Linked DNA regions of Mus musculus: regions 2 and 3 are each linked to region 1. The links are chromatin loops, found by intact Hi-C in ENCODE. Cell type or tissue: heart. All regions are shown on one strand. Links, peaks and the distances in the headings refer to the core of each region. The heading gives the core; the rest is flanking DNA.

Evidence for each region. Hi-C counts contacts between places; a loop is a spot of excess contacts. Peaks named below come from ENCODE experiments on the same cell type or tissue, not always from the same donor. Only the 100,000 strongest peaks of a DNase experiment are listed, where the experiment ranks them.
Region 2: it touches region 1 in a loop (3.0-fold over the local background); 1 of 42 quality-filtered maps calls a loop at or near these places.
Region 3: a loop joins it to region 1, with 2.8 times the contacts of the local background. A loop is called at or near these places in 1 of 42 quality-filtered maps.

The regions. Positions count from the first base shown.
Region 1 is chr9:59,289,013-59,293,965 of GRCm38, forward strand. Adpgk (ADP-dependent glucokinase) reads left to right here and starts at 2,560. Exons shown (of 7, transcript NM_028121.2): 1 at 2,560-2,854. The coding sequence starts at 2,622. In heart, for the core only: a CTCF peak has its summit at 2,393; a DNase peak (open chromatin) is centred at 2,429; H3K4me3 peaks cover 2,448 bases; H3K27ac peaks cover 3,218 bases.
Region 2 is chr9:59,758,554-59,763,506 of GRCm38, forward strand. The region is part of intron 1 of Myo9a (myosin IXa); the gene reads left to right. Among named protein-coding and RNA genes, the nearest start is that of Myo9a, 9.9 kb to the left of the region's middle. In heart, for the core only: a CTCF peak has its summit at 2,204; no DNase peak of the experiment used is centred there.
Region 3 is chr9:59,422,630-59,427,582 of GRCm38, forward strand. Arih1 (ariadne RBR E3 ubiquitin protein ligase 1) reads right to left here. Exons shown (of 14, transcript NM_019927.2): 4 at 3,985-4,077; 5 at 3,494-3,549. Among named protein-coding and RNA genes, the nearest start is that of Gm20199, 57 kb to the right of the region's middle. In heart, for the core only: a CTCF peak has its summit at 2,448 (motif pointing left); no DNase peak of the experiment used is centred there.

The DNA.
Region 1 (4,953 bases), core at 539-4,538:
ACTTGCCCCTCAAAACCTTTCAGATCATGGGGGTGGGAGTGGGGTGATGTGGATTGGTGTTCTGATGGGCTCTGCTATTTCCTGTTTAAATCCTAGATGTGCTTTTATAGCCTTCTGGGTCAGGGTCTTGGGTGGAACACCTGGGGCCTGTGCTGCTCTCTGAATTCTCTGGAATGAAATTGCTTTTTCGCTCTCTCATTTTAAGGTCCTAGGAGAGAAAACCAATAGCAAAGGCCATGTCTGGAAGTAATTTGGGTTGGGGGAGGGGTAGTCATGAGGCTCCTGCTGCTCACTCCCTTGTTCTCTCTCTCTCTCTCTCTCTCTCTTTCTTCCTTTCTTTTTTTGTTTCACTCAGGCAATGAAGCCTTGTCTGCTTACTCAGGACTGCTCTGCATAATTGTCCCCTAGAAAAGCAACTGGCTAGTAAAACATTCCAGATGCCAAACAGATAATCTGAAATGACTGCTGTTCATTAAGGAATCAGTTCAAGAAGGACTGTAGTTCCCTGCGCCCTGATAAACTGGGAGAGGACATCAAGACTGCTGGGACTGTGTATGGGGTCAGAAGTCTCACCAGGCTCTGTGAGGTGTTGCTGCTGTCTCTCGTTCCCCTCCGGGAGCTCTGGATTTCTTAATTTGCAGCTGGAATTGGAGTCATCTCTCATCTCCTTATCTTCCCCAATACAAACTCACATTGACTGACCCAATGAGGAAGAGGCCCAGATCATCCCCCCAAAACTACCCGACGAGATCCAGCTTGCTAGCACAGGCCACAGAGTCACCCACACCACAGCTGTACTTTTACATGAGAAATAAACTTAGATTTAACTTGCTCCAGCTCTTGCTAGTTAGCCTCTAAGACTAAACAACAAAAGGTTTTGCAAGCCTGGAAAGACTCAGCAACAGCTTTGCAAGGGATCTCCACACTGATGGGGAGTCGTCCCCTCATCTTCCCAGATGAGTGTGTTCTTATAGTTCAGCTGCCTCCGCTCCTCCCAAAACTGATCTTGGGAATTTATATTTAATGGGCTTTAGCCAACCTTCAAACACATGTGACTTTGCCAGTCCACCTCCCAAATCAATTAATCACAGACACCTGGTACTGGTTCTCAGTAAACAGAGGCAAAAAATGCTTCTGTTTACAGACACTCTGTAAAGTGTCTGTCTAGAAGGTATAAGACCTTCCCTTCCTCCCTGAGCACCAGACACAGAGATACACATTTGTAATTCCAGGAGCTAGAGGGAAGAGGATCAGAAGTTCAAAGTTGGGGCTGGAGAGATAGCTCAGCGGTTAAGAACGCTGACTGCTCCGGGGGTCTGAGCGAGAAGAAAAAAGTGTCTGGGGACAGCTACAGTGTACTTACATATAATAAATTAATAAATCTTTTTAAAAAAAGTTCAAAGTCACCCTTGACAACGCAGTGAACTTGAGGCTAGTCTGGGCTAGTAACCAGTCTCTGGCCAGTTAACAGCTGAGAGCCATAACAGAAACACTTTGGATACTGGGGGTGGGGGTGGGAGATAACGTCCAAGATCAAAGCCAGGGAAACACATTTCTATTAACAAGTTCAAAAATTATAGACAGAGTAGAAAATTGGTCAGGAGCTAGCAGAACTAGCAAAATAGAAATAGGCCAGGCTAGATGAGGCTGAGAATGAACTGGACATCAAGCCTAGCTTTCCTGCCTCTTAACCTACCCTCTCACATAGAACCGTCACATCAAAGGAGGAAGGGCTGGATTTCTGTAGTATCACCCGGAACAACTAAACCAGGATTTAAAAACTCGAGTCTATAGTCCTTCCATACTGTACACATGATTGTATCCCTTTGCGGCTTACTCTGGGGTTGTTCAAAGGAACACCACCTCCGAAAGGGTTATCTAAGGGGTCTGAGTGTTAAATCTGATCTCTAGATTGAACAAGATCGCTTCAGTCTTAGCGGAAGCCTTTGACTAGCTGAAAATCTCAAGAGGTGGACTCCCCGTGCCCAGCACCACTAGGGTCTGAGCAGATTCCTCTCGCGGGAAGCCCTTCCCATCGTCGTGCACCCTCCGCCTCGCCACTGCACCAGACTTAGAAAGGAACCGGCCTAGTAAAACCATGGAGGTCAAACACTGGCGGAGGGACGGATTAAGAGACAACAGCGTGGCTCGTTGTCAATGGGAGACCGACTACTCTAATCGCGAGGTTTGCTGCTTCTTCGTTATCTGCATGTCTTATCTTACTAGGGAAGTAAAAGTATTCTCTCGCCCCCACCCCGGACACACACACACTCTATCTCAGGCTATCAGTGAATATCGGGAAGACGTGTACGGATTGGGAACCACACTACTGCCTTTGTTCATCCAAGGACAGAATCGCACAACAGCGTCGCCCAGCGCCAGCGCCAAGACTTAAACAGAGCGAACCCCCAACGCCAGCCCTGTCGTCGTCCCGCCTCCAGCCCACCCATAGCTCCACCCATAACTGGGGCTGCAGTTCCGTCGTAGCTCCGCCCATCGGGAGGAAGAGCCTGTGGCGCGCGGGTGTGACGTTACGCACGTCTACGTCAGCACGCGCCCAGCTGGGAGGAGGCGCGAGCCGAGAAAGGATCCTGTAGCCACCGGTGCGGCGGTGTGTGCACATGGCGCTGTGGCGCGGCTCTGCGTGCGCCGGCTTCCTGGCGCTGGCCGTGGGCTGCGTGTTCCTGCTGGAGCCGGAGCTGCCGGGCACGGCGCTGCGCTCGCTCTGGAGCTCCCTGAGGCTGGGACCCGCGCCAGTGCCCGTGGGACCTCTGTCCCCGGAGAGCCGGCTGGCAGCCGCTTGGGACGCCCTCATCGCGCAGCCCGCCCGGCGCTGGCGCCGCGTGGCTGTGGGGTGAGTGCCTGCGGGGCCTGCCTGCGGCTCTGGGCCTCCCCGGGAAGTGCGCGCGCTCCGGGGTCCGCCCGGGACTCGGTGGTGTCTGGGTTGCCCTCTGGGCGAAAGTGTCGGACGCGTGAGACGAGCCTTTTTCCGTCATCGCTGCAGGGATAGTCAGCATATTTCCACCCGGTTGGCCCTGCTCCCTGTAAAAGCAGCTCTCATAGCTTCTTAGAAATTCAACTCAGCCTGTCACTTGTAATTTTTGAGGTTACTCTGTTGTCTGTCTTCCAGCCCTTTTTTGCCGACTGTTCTCAGGTGGCCACGATGGTTTTCCTATTTTTTTAGCACTCTTCCTAACGTACTTAAAGCTAAATGCTTCTGTCTCTAGCTGTTGACTTTACGTCATCCGGTCTGAAGACCACTCTACTAAGACTGCTCATTTTCATATTCAACATTTTTTGTTAAGGATTCCTTACCAGAACTCTGCGCCTTTCGCGTTTAGCACGCCCTTCTCGAAACTACCTTCTTCCCCATACTAAGTGATAGTTCATATTTTTAAGGTTCTCTCAAATCACAGTATCTCCTTTCTTTGTGAAACTCACAGAAATGTATCCAATTTTTTTTACACTAACCTTAGTCCCTCTTCCAGTTAGGCTTGGCTTTCTTGTCTTGTCAAGGGCACTATGCATCAGCGAGTTTTTTAGTATGTTTTTCTTTAGGTTAGAGTTGGTTTTTTTTTTTTTTTTTTAAATGTTGCTTCTGTTGTTCCTTTTTGAACTACAGCCTCCTTGGCTGGTCTGGAACGTAAGTAGATCATTAGAACATAGATCATTATCTGATCTGTTTGCTTCCTTTTTCTTTCTTTCTCTTGTCTTTTTAGTTTAGTTTTATTTTTAAATTATTCTTCTTTAAGACAGGGCTTCTCTGTGTAGTCCAGGCTCTCCTGGAACTCACTCTGTAGACCAGGCTGACCTCGAACTCTAAGGACCAGCTGCTTCTGCCTCCCTGGTGCTGGGCTTAAAGACCTGGCTTTATCAGGTTCTTGATCATCTTTCTTGGAGCTATGTCAGGTGTGTGCTGGGCTCTGAGGGCATATGTATGGAAGAAGTCAGGTCTGTGCTGCATTTTTTTGGAAGCAGCTTGAGCAGCTACAACAGAATAACTCACACTAGTTGCTTAGAACAACATAAACTTTCTGTGACTGGAGACCGATAGTTCCAGATCAAGGTGCCAGGGTGATTTCTAAGGAAGCTGATGCTGGGGGTGCCTTTCTTCTTTCTTCCTACCTTGGAGCCAGTCAGCTTCTCGTGCTCTCACATGCCTTTTACTGTATAGTTCTCCAGAGTGATGTCTTTTTCTCTTATATGGACACCATTCCTGTTGGATTAGGGGCCACCTACTTAACCTTAATTGCTCCCTGAAAGACCCTAAGTCCAGATACAGTCACAGTGGGGATTGGCGTTTGTCTTAGTTACTTTTCTATTGCCATAACAAAACTACAGCTAAAGCAACTTGTAGAAGAAAGAGTTTATTGGGGGCTTACAGTTTTGGAGGATGAGTCCATGACCATCATGACAGGGAACGTGACGGCAGGCATGATACTGGAGCAGTAGCTGAGAGTGTATATCCTTATTCAAAAGTAGGAGTAGCGTAGCTAACTGGAAAGGGCGTGGGCTTTTGAAACTTCAAAGCCCACCCCCACTGAAACTTCTTCCAAGAAGGCTACACCTAATCCTTCACAAACAGTTACACGAACTGGGGAGAAAACATTCGAATAGATGAACCAATAGGGAGCATCCTCATTGAAACCACCACAGGGTTCCCATGCAAGAGTTTGAGGTGAGGTAGGGGAGATACATTGTCTATAGCAGTTGTGAAAAGTGCTGTCCGTGTTCAGCTACCAATAAGAGCAAGGCAGTCAGCTATTCCAATGAATGACTCATTCCTCTCAGGATGGGGCAGTAGAAAAAGCTCCAAGAAGATGATGTTCCATTTTCTATTTATGTAGTAATAAATCACCCCAACACTTAGTGATGCAGAACAGTCATATTTCATGATCTAAGTTATGATTGAGTTCAGCTGAGCAGTGGTAGCTTGGAGTTGTATGTAGTAGG
Region 2 (4,953 bases), core at 663-4,662, 470 kb after region 1:
GTATAAAAGATTAGATACGTTGAAGCATATTTGGTGAAAGCATTAATTGTGATGATGAACATGCTTAGAATAGGTACAGTAAACACACAAAGTACTTTCAGAATTGTGTTTGGCATTTGGGTTTTAATATGAATTACGTTGGTGTGTATTGTCATCCATGAGTAGAGGGGTCATCCAGGAGGCAACTGGAGTGTAATTTTCCTCAGAGTGAGGAAAGGACGAGTCCTGTGTCATAGCTAAATTTGGAAAAAAATTGCTTCTTTTTCACTACTAGCAATAGTTGTTAATTTTTTTCAAACCATAAGATATATATGTAGTTCTTTACATTTCTAGGTATTCTTTTAAACATACTTTCTCTTCAGTTAGGTTTTTCTCTCTTTTAATTTTAAATCCATTTTGTCTAATTAAATAGAATATGGGTTTTTTGTTTGTTTTGTTTTTTTGTTTTTGAGACGGTTTTTTTGTGTAGCCACCTGGCTGTCCTAGAATGGCATCTCAGAGATTCACTGGATTTAGAGGCTTGCCACCCCACACCTAGCTAAGTGTATGGACTCTAAAACCTGGATTTTCAACAGATTTGGATTCAAATTCAGTCATATCACTTCAGGATTGTATATTTATCTCCTGTAGGGTGATAGTATTTTTTTCCTCACAAGGTTTTTAAGGCTTTTTGTTTTTGGAGGTGGATCTTTTTGTTTGTTTGTTTTGTTTTTCTGAGACAGGATTTCTCTATGTAGTCCTGGCTTTCCTTGAACACATTCTGTAGATTATGCTGGCCTTGAACTGGAAGAGATCCATCTGCTGTGTCTCCTATGAGTGCTGGAATTAAAGGTGTGGGCCACCACTATCAGGCTGGAGGTGGGGTCTTGATAAGTTTTTTCCAAGGTTGTTTACAAACTTCCTGGGACTTCGCAGTTGGGATTACAGGTGAATGTCACAGAGCCTGGCTAAAGTTGAGTATGTAAAAGCTTTCTTCATATCCTTTGTTATGTTTAAGAATTATATTAGGATAAGTGACTAATTACAGTGGCTTTTTTTGTTATATTTGTCAACAGAAGTAAATACTAGGGTGATTTATTAGATGTCTTTCAACTGCCATATTTTATAGTTCAAAATATTTGAAGAAATGTGTTGCTGGGTATAGTGCTACATAACTCTAATCCTAGCACTTGGCAGAAGATTGAAGTCAGCCTGGTCTACACAGTTTGTTCCAGGATAGCAAGAGCTACTATGAAGTGAGATTCCTAGTAAAACCAGGGCCTTTTCTTGCTATCTCAGTACGTAGGGTTAATGGATATTAGAATGTATTTTGGGTGAGGTTATCATTACTGGATGTGTTCGGTTTGGCAATGACAGACATTCCTTAAATCATTGACAGATTTTAGTACTATTGCTGTTTGTAGTGTGTTAAGTATTTGTTTGAAATCTTCTCACTTTTATCGATCATCTGATAGTGGGCTGAATAATATCTCTCTCTCTCTCTCTCTCTCCCCCCCCTAATATAAGGAACTTTACCAAGAGACTGTAGACATCTTCATAAGTGATTTTTCAATCATATTTTTTCTGAATAATGTTTGCAACTTTCTTTTCTTTTAGTTCAACCCCTCCCCCTTTGTTTTAAATTATAAAAGCTACTTAACATTGAAAGGTTAAAAAGAGAATTAAAAGGTTGAACATTCCAGGCGTGGTGGCACACACCTTTAATCGGGAGGCAGAGGCAGGTGGATTTCTGAGTTCGAGGCCAACCTGGTCTACAAAGTGAGTTCCAGGATAGCCAGGGCTATACAGTGAAACCCTGTCTCGAAAAACAAACAAACAAACAAAAAGGTTGAACATATTTGCAGTTTATATTCAATATTAGCACTGTTTGCTTCCATAGTGTTGTGGTGCTATGATTTACTGGATTGTTCTTTATGTGTGTGCATATTTTTGTGAACTTATTGTTGTTCCTCTTCTCTCCTCCCCCTCCTGCTGACAGGGTTCCTTTCCTTCCCTTCCCTTCCCTTCCTTTCTTGCCTTTCTCTCCTTCCTTTCTTTTCTTCCCCCCCCCCCCCCCCCAGACAAGGTTTCTCTATGTAACCATAGCCATCCTGGAACTCATAGGCTGGCCTTGTAGTCAGCAACTAGATCCACTTGCCTCTGCCTCCCGAAAGCTGGGATTAGAGGTGTGTACCAGCACCACCTAGCTTCTAGAAAGTAAATGACAAATATGACAAATATGTTTCAAAATACTTTTGAAAATATTTTTGTACGTGTATGTGTGTACGTGTGGATGTCAGAGGAAGCTTGTGGGAGTTGATTTTCTTCTATCATGTGTGTCCTGGGGATGGAACTCATGAAGCCTTCCTTGGTTCTAGTCATCTTTATCTACTGAGCCATTTTACTGGCCCAGAAAATATTTGTTAAAAAATAGATATTCTTTACATTAATACTAGTTTTACCATTGCCAATACCTTCTCTAGAAGTTAATTTACTGTGTGTGTGCTCCATGTGCATTTGGAAGTGACTTTTCCTACTGAGCCATCTTGCTGAACTTTCCAGTAAAAAAATTAATTTTCAGTCTATAGTTCAATTTCCAGTTATTCCTTAAAATAAGATCTCACATTCTATTCATATTTTTCTTTTGCATTTCACTTATCTCTTATACTTGAGAATAGTTCTTTCTCATAAGATACTGAAATGTCCTTTTCAATAAGATACTGAAATTGCTTGAAAGAACAGATTATTTTGAAGAATGGCTTGTTTTCTAGAGTTATCTAATTGTTTCTTGGTGTGGTTGTATAATTTGTTCTTTTCTGGTTTCTATTTTTGAATTTAAGGCTATCTTTTTAAGGCTTGTTTAATGTGTTAATTTTTTTAGCAAAGTCTTTTATGGGTAATGGAATATATCATTGATGATATGTGTATATCATCTAGGCTGTAGACCACATGTATGAGGATAGCAATAACTTCTGTCCAACCGAAAATTGTAAACTTAATACATTTTGAAACTCTTTTTCTTTTGGTGACTCGACTGAAATGTTTTCAAGCATGAACTTTGTAGTTGACAGCATGACATTGCAGTGTTAAGAGGTTGGACAAGCTGGAATGGAGGTACATGATGTTACGTGTTCCCCTATTAGAGATCCAAGTTTGACAGGGTTTAAGGTGGTATTTGTTATGACTTTGTATTTTAAAAGTGCCTTTTTTTACTCCTATAATTAAATATGCTAACTTATGGGAATTCAGCTTTGACATTGTTCTTTAGTGCTTTAATAATGTCTATTCTTTGTAGGTTCAAAATAAAGAACTCTAATATTAAAGTTCAAATTTCTTTTTTCTTTTGTCAGTGTATTTTAGTAAGGATATATTTATTGTTTGGAATACATAGTACTATTTATTTTCTTGGTGTGATTGGTGCCAGTTTGATATGTATTAGTGTCTAGTTTTTATTTTAGGAATAATTTCTCTTTATTGATTTAATTCTATTGTTTAAATATGCAAAATAGTTGCAAAGTATAAAAGGAGAAATCATATGCTAAGATAAATTTGGGGATCTCATTGATGTGTGTGGTATTTTTTTCTTTCAAATCCTCCATTTATACACCCAAATTAGCATACTGTATGTGTTGCTCCCCCCCCCCATTTCTTATTGGCACATAAAGATTATCTTTTTCCTTCTTTTCTTCACTTTTCTTTTCTTCACACAGGGTTTCTCTGTATAGCCCTTGCTGTCCTGGAGCTCATTCTGTAGATTAGGTTGGTCTTGAACTCAGAGAGATCCACCAGTCTCTGCCTCTACATGTAAAGTACATGAATTCTTTTCTTCTTTTTTTCTTTAATTTTAATGCCCCCCCCCTTCTGTCCTAAATCTTTCAGATTATAGAGTTGAAGCAGTCAGTACATGCCTACTTAGGGTACAGTAAGCCTTCTCAGATGCACACTATATGAGTGAGAGATCAGAAACATACTGTAAAGGGAGAGGGAAGGGAAACTTAGAATGCAAGTGATTCAAACCCTAATGTTATAGACTAGGTGTTGGATATTAGGGAACTGAACCCTTCAGACTCTATTTGTCTTTTACTCTAGCGTCAGCATTTGTGGAGAATGTGAAAAATTATAAATTATGTTAGTTTAAAAAAATGTGGCTAAGTTGGTTGGAAATGGTACACAGCTTTAATCCCAGCCCCCTCACTGATCTCTTAAGTTCTAGGACAACCTGTTGTACAGAGTGAGTTCTAGAACAGTCAGGGCTATACGGAGAAACCCTGGGTCAAAACCAAAACAACAACAACAAAAAACCAAAAACTTAAATAAATAAAATGATGATGTGCGCTTGTAATTCCAACACTGGAGAGTTGCAGTCATGCAAACTCTTGTGGTGGTCTGGCCATGCAGAATACCTTACTGGCCTAATTGGCAAGCCTAAGACCAGTAAGAAATCTATTTTTAAAAGTTTTTCTTTTAAATTTTTAAAAAAAGATTTATTTAGTTATTTATTATATGTGAGTACACAGTAGCTGTCTTCAGACACTCCAGAAGAGGGCATCAGATCTCATTACGGATGGTTGTAAGCTATCATGTGGTTGCTGGGATTTAAACTCAGGACCTTTGGAAGAATAGTCAGTGCTCTTAACCGCTGAGCCATCTCTCCAGCCCCATATATTTTATTTATTATTTTATTTTATTTTATTTTATTTTATTTTATTTTATTTTTTGAGACAGGGTCTCACTATGTAGCTCTGGCTGTCCTGGAGATCAATCTGGCCACAAATTCATAGAGATCCACCTGCCTTTGCCTTCTGAGTGCTAAGATTAAAGATGTATGAGAATAGCTCAGCTGTAAAATATATTTTACGTATTTTTTTTCCCTTCCGAAACACCCTCACATCCTTCCCAACTCTCTAGCATCCAGTGTCATGTTCTTTCTCTCAAAACAAACAGGCAAACAAAAACCCAGAACAAGAAACATAT
Region 3 (4,953 bases), core at 663-4,662, 130 kb after region 1:
CAGAGAAACCCTGTCTCAAAAAACCAAAAAAAAAAAAAAAAAAAAAAGGATCCAGCTGGTTCACAACCACTTGAAACTCCAGCCCCAGGGGGAACTGATGGCCTCTTCTGGATTCTGAGGGCACCCACACCATTAATCTGGGATGCAAGAGGCAAACGAGTTTCTGTGAATTTGAGGCCAGATAGGATTACATAGTGATACCCTGACTTGCCTCTACCCCATGAAATAAGCAAAACATTCTCAATTTTTATTAAAAAAAAAAAATTTAACCGAGTTCAGAGTTGAAAAAGCTATACAAAAGACAAACACAAATGTAACTACCTAGACAAATCAAAATCCCAACCACAGCACCAAATATGGGGAGACATTACTAGCTAAGTCATCAGAAACAGATGATAGCAAAAAAAAAAAAAACAAACAAAAACAAAAAACAAAAATAATGTAATAACATATCTGAAGTGCTAATAATTACTAAAAGACCAAGAATATATGCATTTTGAAAAATGTCAAGCATCAATTCATAAATACTACAATTTATTCTCCCTCTGGTACTTTATTCCCATTACTTTAAATATTAACAAAAGTCATCTTTATCATCTGAAATACCAAAACCAAAAGAAAACAACAATAACAAAAATCAAAATTTAATTTACACCTACAAGAATTTTGTGTCAAACTTAAATATCTTTTATAATGATCTGCTTGCTTACCATGTAGGAATAGCATCTTTTTAATCCTTTATTTTTTGGGGGGTGGGGGTAAGTGTGAGGTGTGTGTGTGTGTGTGTGTGTGTGTGTGTGTGTGTGTATTCATGTGCACACTGCTGCACAAGAACATGCAGGTCAGAGGACAACCTCAGGTGTTATTCCTCCAGTAAAATTTTGTTTTTTGAGTCTTACAAGTGTCTGCAACCATGCTTGGCCTTTTTCCTCCTTTTTTCCTGATGTGGGTTATAGGGATCAACTAAGGTATTCATGCTTGCATAGCTGACGCTTTTAACAACAGAATTACTGGCCTAGTACTGGAATATCATCTACTTAATGATCTGGAAAAGCCAGTGATTTCAAGGAAACAAGGCACAATAGTTTTATGTCTCACAACTTTTCCAGCAACACATTATATAAAACAGGTGTGAAAATGAGTTTTGGTTGAACTCAGAGATAGAGTTTCCAACTGTGCTCTTAAATGTATACACGCTGGAAGACAACCCTTGCCATGTTGTCATTAAAATATCTGAGAAAACTGAAAAACCTGTTAAGCCTAACTGGCAGTGATATTCATATCACTCGTATCAATTCATTTAATTAAAAAAAAGTTCTAAAAAAAGATGTTTTAATATCTAAGACAACAATTCTGTATGAAATCTACTGGATATAACTCATACCTGTCTGAAAACCACATTTTTCCCCTATTTTCTACTCAAGACCAAACTCACATCCTAGTAAAGTTTTTGTAGAAGGAACACACAATGATCTGTTTTCACTCTTGTTCTCATTTATAACTGATAAAGTGACACCACCAGTGACCACTTGATAGCGTTCTCTATCTCCCACCCATTTTGAAGTCAGGTCTCATGTATCGCTGGCTAGCCTCAAACTCACTCACTATGTAGACAAGGATGACCAGTGCTGGGATTATAGATAGGAGAACCACACACACCTAGTCTCATGTAGGAACAGAGCCAAGGGCTTTGTGCCTAATGGAGTTTTGTCATCGATACTAGTCAAAGGTTGTAGTAATATGATGTGTATTGATGTAGTAGAGGATGCTTTAAGAGTGGGGAAATATTGGTTAATGAGATTTGTTTAGAAGGCTGGTCTAACAGAGCTAGTTCCAGGACAGCCAGAGCTACAGAAAGGAACCTTGTCTTGAGAAAGAGCAGGGGGAAAGGGGGGGGGGGGGGGGGGGGGGGGAAGGGAACAGAGGGAAGGGAAGGGGCGAGGAATAGAGGGGAGGAGAGGAGAAATAGAAAGGAGGCTAGGCAGAAAGGCTCAGCAGGTAAGAGCACGTTACAACAAACCTAACAACCCCAGTTGGATCCCTGGGACCCACATGTGGTATGGTACTTGGGAAAGATGGCTCTGTGGTTAAGAGCAATGACTGCTATTCCAGAGGTCCCGGGTTCAATTCCCAGCAGCCACATGGTGGCTCACAACCATCTGTAATGGGATCTGATGTCCTCTTCTGCTCTGTCTAAAGACAGTGGCAGTATACTCATATAAATAAAATAAATAAATCTTTATGAAATAATAAAAGTTAAAAAAAATTCCCCCAAGTAGAATATTTGAGCTTTAGTAGCTGTGCTGGTCAGGTTAACTTAATTAGGTTAAATTTACTTATTAAAAACACTGCTGGGGCTGGTGAAATGGCTCAGCGGTTAAGAGCACTGACTGCTCTTCCAAAGGTCCTGAGTTCAAATCCCAGCAACCACATGGTGGCTCACAGCTATCCGTAATGAGATCTGACGCCCTCTTCTGGTGCATCTGAAGACAGCTACAGTGTACTAATGAATAATAATAAATAAATCTTAAAAAAAAAAAAACTGCTGTCATTTTCCTTTATTACTTTTTATTCACAGAAAAAACTTTCTGTATAGGCAATAAAACCACTTATACAATTTGTATATGGATATTCAAGACCTCAATGTGCTTGGCATCCTGAAATTAAGTCAACTGACAAACCTGGGCCACAAAAACAGCACTGGCCCAGGAAACCAGCAGCGGGTTTATACCAGGAATTCACTATGCTTCTTTCCCATGTTTCCTTCTTCCATCCAAAGAGGAACATCTGTACTGAAGAACTAGTTTACAGCCTCCATGTAGTACACCTTTCAAACTATTAGCAGCATTTCAGCAGAGAACACTCTATCCCTGAGCACTGCAGTGAGGGGCTAATGATATATCAATAAAACTCTGGCGCAGCCTTCTGCTTATTGAGGCAAGTGCTGGAGTTCCTCAAAGACTGCCAGACTCAGCTGCATCATACGCTGAGTTTCTTCTTTTGGAAAATACAGGTATTATGTACCTGTACTGAGTCTGTCTGTTCCTGGTCTCCCTCTTTATTCTAGCACTGACATTTTCATAATGACTCACATTCTTTCCATTCTATTCCACTTTTGTTTTTGATTTTTTTGTTTTGTTTTTTTGGTGGACACAGGAAACCAAAACCAGAACCTCACATAGGCTAGGCAACTCACAGAGCAACACTCCCAAACTCTTCCCTGATTCTGTCTTAGACTGTTACCCAGAGAACATAATTTAACACATTCATTATCCCATTATACAATTTCAATATTTACCAAAATTTGGCTATCACATATTGCCAAATAAACCATAAGAATGACTACCTAAGTGACTTTTTGTATAATAAACAAATGAGTGGGGAATAAAAGCCTCTTGAATTTTAATAATTTACTTTCTCAGAGGTACTAAGTCAAAATTAATTTAGTTTAACCAACAATACTCAATATACAGAATCTATCAGAAATACTTACATAACTGTGTTGTCATCCACTAAGATATCACAACCATGCGCAGGACACGAAATAGTCTGAAAAAGACGAAAATTTAAACTATGCCTTCATTCAGCACTATTTATAGGATGCTTATCATTGCCTGGCACTCTCCTAGATTCTGATGACACTTTGTTTGCAGGCTCTCAATCCTTTCCCGTTATATTTCAGGAAGTATGTCTTTAACTATCCTTCTAAGCAATCGCTTTTGCAACACAGAACGAGATAGTTAAAAGCAAAATACCAGACAAAGCTCTCTATCAAGATTAGCCTGATAGAAATTATCAGAGTTGATGCCTGCTAGGAAAACATTACCTAGATTAGGCTGTTAACTGGAATATCACAATCTAAATCTTTTTTTCCCCTAAGACTTTTAATCTAGAAAAATGTTTACTCCTGAAACTTTTATCTGGTTATATTTATGTAAGGGTCTAGACATTACAAGTAAATGTTATAAGTGAAAATCAAGTTACCTGCCCCATGCCTTCCTCCATTATTTTTGTAGTTAAATATTCACTCCAGCACTGCATACAAAACTTATGTCCACATTCAAGGCCAGTAAAATACTGTAACAAAAATAAAAAACAAACTTTAACAAAGACATTATTTTTAAAAGTAAGAGAAAAAAAGTGAAAGTACCTAATACCTAAAATGCCCATTTTACGATAACCAAAAAGCTCCTAAAACTAACTTCTTTGAAGACAGACTACCCAATTATCAGGAATGCATCTGTGGTTAATCTTTACAAATTTTACACAGGTAAATAATAACAAGTATAAATTAAATAGACAAATGTATGAAAAACATACTACTGAAAACAAAAAAAAAAAGCGTTCAATTTTGTTAGCTACTATGGAGATGTAAATCAAACCACAATGAGATGCCATGTCACACTCACTAGGAGAGCTGTAATTAAAGAGACAGATATTACCAAGTATGGAGATGGACAAACTGGAAGCCTGTTCCAATATACTGTTTTGTGAAAATCTATCATAACTCTGGATAACAACCAGGCAACAACTACCTCAAAATACTAAGTGCAGTTGTCATGTAACTTCTGCCTTGGTTACTTTTCTAATGCTGTGACAAAGCACCATGGCAAGGCAAGGTATAAAAGAATGTTTAATTTGGAGCTCGTATTTCGGGGGTTACAGGCCATAACCATCGTAGCAGAAAGTACAACAGAATGAAGGTTTATATCTGATCCACAAGCACAAGTCAGAGACAACTAATTGAAAAACCTGTGGGTTTTGAAACCTCAAAGACAAACCCAGGACACACTTCTTCCAACAATCTCCCAATCCTTCCTAAACAGTTCCACCAACCTGGGGCCAAGCATTCAAATATACAAACCCATGAGAAACACTATGGAGCAAGTGATGCTAGCAGACAGAAGAACTGATAGAGTTGAAGCAGGTACAAAACCCCTGGAGAACCAGTTC